Linked DNA regions of Homo sapiens: region 1 is linked to region 2. Evidence: read pairs that join two places in POLR2A ChIA-PET (ENCODE). Cell type or tissue: HepG2. All regions are shown on one strand. Region 1 holds the start of LOC124903760 (a long non-coding RNA gene). Region 2 overlaps ZNF276 (zinc finger protein 276).

What was found. Peaks named below come from ENCODE experiments on the same cell type or tissue, not always from the same donor. Only the 100,000 strongest peaks of a DNase experiment are listed, where the experiment ranks them.
Region 1: POLR2A ChIA-PET joins it to region 2 with 5 read pairs; 5 of 35 experiments call an interaction of 5 or more read pairs at or near these places.

Annotation. Positions count from the first base shown.
Region 1 is chr16:89,835,701-89,839,700 of GRCh38, forward strand. The region is part of intron 1 of SPIRE2 (spire type actin nucleation factor 2); the gene reads left to right. It overlaps LOC124903760 (a long non-coding RNA gene), which reads right to left and starts at 2,338. Exons shown (of 2, transcript XR_007065186.1): 1 at 2,000-2,338; 2 at 859-1,907. RefSeq lists enhancers at 1,336-1,958, 1,959-2,580. In HepG2, a CTCF peak has its summit at 3,091; DNase peaks (open chromatin) are centred at 931, 2,201 and 3,131; H3K4me3 peaks cover 1,045 bases.
Region 2 is chr16:89,740,788-89,744,787 of GRCh38, forward strand. ZNF276 (zinc finger protein 276) reads left to right here. Exons shown (of 11, transcript NM_001113525.2): 11 at 1-138. FANCA (FA complementation group A) reads right to left here. Exons shown (of 43, transcript NM_000135.4): 37 at 2,013-2,151; 38 at 17-79. Among named protein-coding and RNA genes, the nearest start is that of ZNF276, 21 kb to the left of the region's middle. RefSeq lists enhancers at 1-20, 263-432, 548-717, 2,682-2,851, 3,348-3,517 and a silencer at 851-1,051. In HepG2, no CTCF peak of the experiment used is centred here; no DNase peak of the experiment used is centred here.

The sequences.
Region 1 (4,000 bases), 95 kb after region 2:
GGCTGGAAACACACCTGGTAATTAGGCAAATCAGCCCGTGCCGGGGAAGTCGAGGACACCTGGAGGAAGGGCCCAGCCTCGCCTGGCTTCTCTGTCCTCCTCATTCCAAAGACCCCTTCATTCCAGCGCGTGTGTCTCTCTGGGACTGAGGAGCGGGAGGAGTGCGTGGGAGTAGTTTAAAAGGAGTGTATGGGCCAGGTGTGGTGGCTCACACCTGTAATCCCAGCACTTTGGGAGGCTGAGGCTGGCGGATCACATGAGGTCAGGAGTTTGAGAACAGCCTGGCCAACATGGTGAAACCCCGTCTCTACTAAAAATACAAAAATTTGCTGAGCTTGGTGGCGGGCGTCTGTAGTCCCAGTTGTTTAGGAGGTTAAGGCAGGAGAATCGCTTGAATCTGGGAGGCGGAGGTTGTAGTGAGTCGAGATTGCGCCACTGCCCTCCAGCCTGGGCGACACAGTGAGACTCCATTTCAAAAACAAAAACAAAACAAACATAGGTTATTCTCTTACAGTTGAAGAGGTCAGAAACCCAGGATGATCCACCTGTCAGGGGTCAGCACCTGGACCCTCAACTGCCACTGTAAGCTCCTCTCGGTACATGCTCACAGGTTCTGGGGTTAGAACACAGACAGCTTTAGGGGCCGTGATTCTGCCGACTGCAGCGGACCGGGGGCCGAGAATCTGAGGGAGTGCCCACAACCCACCTCCAGATCCTCCTCCACTGTCTCCAGGTATTTCCTTGCGTCTCTCTCCATCCTCCCTTCCATCTCATTTTAATGCATTTCAGGGAAGTTGTGGATGGTAGGACGGTTCCCCTAAATACTTCAGCCTGTGTGGTATTAAGCAGACACCAACGTTTGTTTATAGTTGTTTCTTTTGAGGTGAAATTTACATACAGTGAAATGCAAGAATCCGGAATGTACATTCACCCAGAACGACCTTGACCTCTGCTGTGAAGGTCTCACCGCCCTGGAGAGCTGTGAAAAATATCCCCCGGCCGGGGGCGGTGGCTCACGCCTGTCATCCCAGCACTTTGGGAGGCCAAGGCAGGCGGATCACCTGAGGTCGGGAGTTCGAGACCAGCCTGACCAACATGGAGAAACCCCGTCTCTACTGAAAAAAAAAAAAAAGAAAAAAAGAAAGTTAGCTGGGCGTCGTGGTACATGCCTGTAATCCCAGCTACTGAGGAGGATGAGGCAGGAGAATCGCTTGAACCTGGGAGGCGGAGGTTGTGGTGAGCCAGGATTGCGCCATTGCACTCCAGCCTAGGTAACAAGAGTGAAACTCCAGCTAAAAAAAGAAAAAATCCTGCACCCCAGATTCCTGTTCTGTAGGTCTTTGCAGGCCCCAGGAATCTGTGTTTCCAAAGCTGCCCGTGCCTGGCCCGTCGCGTGGGTTCTGGAATTGCAGGTCTTCTCCCTCGAGCAGGACTCGAGGCTCCGTTGTCAGGCCTGTTAAATCCAGATCCGAGTCCTGCCCGGAACATCTGACTCTGACCCTCCCAGGTCAGCCTGAGAATCTGCATCTGTAACAAGTTCCCTGGTCTGCTGCTGCAGGAGTGAGGCACCCCACCCTCAGGGGACTCGGATGGTGGTGAGGGGGAAGAGTTGAGGTCTCCGTGTCAGCCCTGGAGCCAAGGCTAGGCCCAGGGTCAGACTCAGCTGGGTGGCCTTGGGTCAGTTCCTCACCCTCTCTGGACCTCTTGGACCGGGATTAATAGCATAGCCGCATCGTGAGGCGCATGTGACAGGGGTGCTTCTTAGCCAGGAGAGAGGGCACCTTCTCAGGTAGGATCTGACGCTGTCACCTCTCAGCTGCTGCCTTTCTGCTGTGACCAGCGGTGGGGTCCCCTTAGGGCTCACCTCAAGACTTGACACACGCCAGGCAGGGGCTGGGTCGGGATCCCTGCAGGAGCGGAGAAGCGGGGGATCAGGGGCACTGCTGAGGGCAGTTCTGTGGCCAACACACGCCTCCCGGACTCGGGTCTCCGCACGCACCTCCCGGACTCGGGTCTCCGCAGGCATTGATGCCTGGCATCCTGGGTTCTTGTTGAGGAGGAGGACGCCCCGTGCGGGGGGCGTGTGAGTTTATGGAACGAGTGGGTTGGTCTCAGCCAGGGATCAGCCACCGCCCTCTGAGACGAGCACTGGCGGAAGTGAGATGCAAGAGGAAGCTCACGGCTCAACCACATGGTTCCCTCTGACCCAAAGAGCAGGCTCTGTTTGCTAAACAAACACAGACTCCTGGTTTCGTGCGGGCGTTTCTCCCTCTGGGCTTCCATTTGCCTGCTCTCAGCAGCTTCTTTTTTTGTTTTTATTTTTTTTTCTGAGACAAGTCTTGCTCTGTCACCCAGGCTGGAGTGCCTCAGCTCACTGCAGTCTCCGCCTCCGGGGATCAAACGATTCTCCCACCTCAGCCTCCAGAGTAACTGGGACCACAGGCACACACCACCACGCTCAGCATTTTTTTTTTTTTTTTTTTTTTTTGTATTTTTAAGAGAGACGGGATCTTACCACATTGCCCAGGCTGGAGTGTAGTGGTGCAATCTCAGCTCACTGCAAACTCCACCTCCTAGGTTCTTGCCATTCTCCTGCCTCAGCCTCCTGAGTAGCTGGGACTACAGGAACCCACCACCATGCCCAGCTAATTTTTGTATTTTTTAGTAGAGATGGGGTTTCACCATGTTGGCCAGGCTGGTCTTGAACCCCTTACCTCAGGTGATCGGCCTGCCTCGGCCTCCCAAAGTGCTGGGATTACAGGCGTGAGCCACCGTCCCCAGCCTACAATAACTCTTATGGTAGGTGATTTCTCTGTTTCATCAGCGGGAACCAGGGAAGCTCAGGGAAGCACGGTGAGCCACGGAAGCCACACAGGCTGTCTGATGGCAGATCTGTGTTTGCCCCAGACCACCAGGCCCCCACCCTGAATTCTAAGACTGACTTGGGTGCTGCGGGCTTACTCACTCTCACACCTTGATTTCTTGACACTCGCACATCCACATGCTCCAAATCAAAGTGCAGAGTGCAATGAAGGGTGTCCAACAGCCCGTGCTAGGAGTGTTTTTCATCTGTGCAGCAGGCAGGTGGCTCTGTCTCCTCCTGCACTCAGGGGCTCCCCTCTCTTTTCCTCAGTGTGGGTCTTGGGTTTTCTCCGCACAAAGGGCTCTTGTTCTCTTTCATGGCTGCCCAGTGTCCCTGTGTGCAATCTAGTAGAGACGGGGTTTCACCATGTTGGCCAGGCTGGTCTTGAACCTTTTACCTCAGGTGATCTATCTGCCTCGGCCTCCCAAAGTGCTGGGATTACAGACGTGTCTCAAGTGGACACATCTGTGTTTCGAGTGTTAAACTGTTAGGAGGGGGCTGGGCGCTGTGGCTCACGCCTGTAATCCCAGCACTTTGGGAGGCCAAGGCGGGTGGATCACGAGGTCAGGAGATCGAGACCATCCTGGCTAACATGGTGAAACCCCATCTCTAAAAATACAAAAATTACTAAATACAAAAAAATTACTAAAAATACAAAAAATTAGCTGGGCGTGGTGGCGGGCGCCTGTAGTCCCATCTACTTAGGAGGCTGAGGCAGGAGAATGGCATGAACCCAGGAGGCAGAGATTGCAGTGAGCCGAGATCGCGCCACTGCACTCCAGCCTGGGCGACAGAGCGAGACTCCATCTCAAAAAAAAAAAAAAAACTGTTAGGGATGTCATGGGTGTGTGGCCGGGTGCCTGTGCCTTCCAGGAGTGTTGGCAGTGGGTGGGGGGCGGCGCTGATTTGAAAGTTGCTGCAGGGTGCCTGCTTTGGGCTGTTGCTAGTTCGTGGGTCTGCCAGGAATGGGTGTGCTGCGTCCCCCTGTCTGCCCTGGCCCTGGTGCTTCTGAGAGCACTCAGCCTGAGACCTGGGAAGCAGGAAACCCCTGGAGGCGGGAGAGATCAGAGATGGCTTCACTCACAGTCAGCGTTTAAGCAGCGGCCACGTGCGGGGGTTGGGCCCAATGTAGCCAAA
Region 2 (4,000 bases):
GTAAGGTCTGACTTACATTTGAGGTCAGATGTGACGACAGCAGGCCCATCAAGGAGAAGAAGAAAAGGAAAACCAATAGCTGTAAATAAAAACGTGCACTTATTATTACATTAAAATTACCTGTGCTGTCATTCTAAATAAGGCTGACACATTCCTCTTTAATTGAAATTTTTTACATCTAGGCCATAAATCCTTTAAGTGGATCTTAGAAAACTTTCCAATCACTTCTAGAGAGACAGCTTAATTGAGAATTAATTACTACTGGCTGGGTCATTTCACACTTGCCTTTAAACAAAGCTAGAAACAGTTTGAAAAAGTGACAAGAGCCAGAAAGAGAAGACTGCTGCGGTCTCCTTGGCTGTGCGCAGTCCCAACTCAGCATCATCTCCCTGCAAGGCCTCCTGTCAGAAGTGTTTGTAAAATCCTTGAAGATAAGCCCACAGGCTCCAGCCTAAAGTAGGGCCTGACTGGGCAGGGTCTCTGTGGACACTCCTCGCTGCACACTAGGGTCCTAAGGCCCTGGAGCCACTAAAATCCCTTCTAACAAAACTACACAAGAAACCTGAAGACGTACTCAGAAGAACCCCTGCAGGGTGGTTATAATCACCAAAACCCTGGGCGCTGCTGTCGATCCAGCTTTGAGCTGGTGTAAGTTGTGTGCTGACATGGCACCTATGCGTTGCGGATCTCGGGCTGGGCACAGAGGGCTGCTGCCTCCAGCTCTCTTGTGGGATGCTTGTTTCTGTTCCTGTTCTGCACACACCACCCTTGGCTCCCTGCACAGAGAGCTGTGTGGGTGTCACTGGTCTTGTGGGGGCAGTCAGGCTTTCCAGGGTGCAGCAACCAGGTGGGCAGTGGGTCTGAGTCGAACATGGTCCCTGGCCTGGAATTCAAGAGCAGCCTCTCCCACTCCTTTCCCTATGCCTATGGCTGCAGACGGTCCCATCCTTGCTGCCTCTTGTCCCCAGCACCCCAGGTCTGAGCTGTCTCACTGCAAGCTTATCTGGGGCTGTCCCTCAGCACATGAATCAAGGCTACTGCAGCATGAACACAGAAGGCACCACTTGAAGGCTGACAGCATTTACGCTGGGCTGTGATGAGGATAAAAATAAGCTGAAGAAACGCACTTCAAGCCTGGGCAACACAGTGAGACCCCCATCTCTTTTAATTTTTACTTTAAACAAATTTTTTTTTTTTGAGACAAGTCTCGCTCTGTCACCCAGACTGCAGGGCAGTGGCGTGATCTTGGCTCACTGCAGCCTCTGCCCCCTGGGTTCAAGTGATCCTCCTGCCTCAGCCTCCTGAGTAGCTTTACAGGCTATGGGATTGTAGGTGCGCACCACCACACCCGACTAATTTTTGTGTTTTTAGTAGAGACAGGGTTTCACCATGTTGCCCAAGCTGGTCTCAAACTCCTGACACCAAGTGATCCGCCTGCCTCGGCCTCCCTAAGTGTTGGGATTACAGGCATGAGCCACCATGCCTGGACTACAGACCCCCATCTCAGAAAAAATTACAAAATTAGCCGGGCATGGTGGCACACACCTGTAGTCTGAGCTACTCCAGAGGCTGAGGTAAGAGGATGGCTTGAGCCCAGAAGAGGCTGCAGTGAGCTGACTGCACCACTGCACTCCAGCCTGGGCGACAGTGAGACCCTGTCTCAACTACATACAACCATTTAAAAAACTGAAATTATTATTTTTACTAGTAAACTTGATAGTCAAAGTCTTACTCCAAGCCAGCTGGGCGTGGTGGCTCACGCCTGTAATCCCAGCACTTTGGGAGGCCAAGGCGGGAGGATCACGGGGTCAGGAGATCGAGACCATCCTGGCTAACACAGTGAAACCCCGTCTCTACTAAAAATACAAAAAAAAAAAAAAAAAAAAAAAGTCTTGCTCCAAGCCACATATTTGTCTTTAGAAAAACAGTTCATCAGACAAGCCCAGAGAAATAGCACTGATTGAAACCAAGCTTGCGAGAAAATAAATCAGTAAAAGAATTTCCTATCTTGCCTCCTCTCTCTCGCAGTCCAGCTTCTTTAGCTGCTTCCTGATGTTTTCTTCCCTGACTTGTTGAATCGCAAAGTGCAGTGCAGCAGCTGAGAGCCAGTCCGGGTTGGGTGCTGGGGAGGCAGCCTCAGGGGAGAGGAAACTGGGACAGAGAGAACGGGGTCATTGCAGGGCCTTACAACCATACAACCACGCCATAGAAACCAAGTCCTTATTCCCACCTGTCACCTTTGGGGCCTGCCTTTCCATCAGAGGACAGAGAAGGGTTTCAGGACCATCAGAAACTAGGTCTGCATCCCCCAGGTCCACGTGAGAGTGTGGGCAGGTGCTGGTGCTGCCCCCACAGCATCCTGGCGTTCTGAGAGCTGCTGACTGAGCAGGCAGCTGGCCTGGTCCTGTCTACCTTGCCCTGTGCTCTTGGGCCCCAGCTGCCTACATTTTGGAAGAAGAGGCCTCATTTTCCTCAGTTGCCCATGCCTGGCCCTGTGGATCAGGCATTCCCTCCTACAACAGAGAACAAAGGACTGCCTGGCTCTGGCCCCAGTGTGGTGTCTGAGTTTTCTGGCTGGTTAAAAAATTGGTAGGAAATTAATGAAACAATGCTGTGGTTTAAGAGACTTTAAATAAGCTGGGCATGACGGTTCACATCTGCAATCATAGCACTTCAGGAGGATCGCTTAAGCCCAGCAGTTTGAGATCTGCCTGGGCAACACAGTGAGACTCAATCTCAAATAAACAAAAACGAGGCAGGGCGTGGTGGTTCACGCCTGTAATCCCAGCACTTTGGGAGGCTGAGGCAGGCAGATCACCTGAGGTCGGGAGTTCGAGACCAGCCTGACCAACGTGGAGAAACCCTGTCTCTACTAAAAATACAAAATTAGCCAGGCATGGTGGCTCACGCCTGTAATCCCAGCTACTCAGGAGACTGAGGCAGGAGGATCGCTTGAACCTGGGAGGCGGAGGTCATGGTGAGCCGAGATCGTGCCATCTCACTCTAGGGTGGGTGACAAGAGTGAAACTCTGTCTCAAACAAAACAAAACAAAAAACAAAACTTCAGACAATCTGATCTGTGTTTGTAGAATTAGAACTGGAGGTGTGACCTGCTTTCTCCTTTTTTGAGATGGAGTTTCTCTCTCATTGCCCATGCTGGACTACAATGGCATGATCTCGGCTCACTGCAACCTCCACCTCCTGGGTTCAAGCAATTCTCCTGCCTCAGCCTCCTGAGTAGCTGGGACTACAGGCGCACACTATCACACCCAGCTCATTTCTGTATTTTCAGTAGAGATTGTTTCACATGTTGGCCAGGCTGGTCTCAAACTCCTGACCTCAGGTGATCCACCTGCCTTGGCCTCCCAAAGTGCTGGGATTACAGGTGTGCGCCACCGCGCCGGGGCCCTCTTCTCTTCTTTCAGCAGACGGCGAGCAGCCAAACCCTGAGGGGACCCGGTGTGGCATCAGTGATTCAAAACTAGTCACAAAGTAAGGTGTTCTCCAAGGAGGCAGGATGGGTACTAGCAGTGCCCTCTGACGACCCCTTAAGAACACGGCACCCACATTCAGCAGGTGGAGTGGCTGTCAGCTCTGTGGTCCTCAGAAGGGTGTGTGAGCCTGGATTGCGCCAGGAGCTTGATGGTTTGCAAGGACCCGTGAATATCTGACTGGGGTCGACAGGTCAGGGTAGGCTGAGAATCTGCATCCCTGAGGTCCCCATGACACTGACCCTACCAGCACGCGGTGCACTCTAGGAGCCCACATTAGATTTAAGAGGAAGGGGAGCAGGTGCAAAGGAATCACTCGAGCTCCTCACTCAGACGGGAGCCTGGGAGAGGCCGTTCCTCACTCAGACGAGACACTGGCAGAGGCTGTTTTTTTTTTTGTTTTTTTTCTGGACAGAGTCTTGCTCTATTGGCCGTTGGAGTGATCTCGGCTCACTGGAAACTCCACCTCCTGGGTTCAACTGATTCTCCTGCCTCGGCCTCCCCAGTAG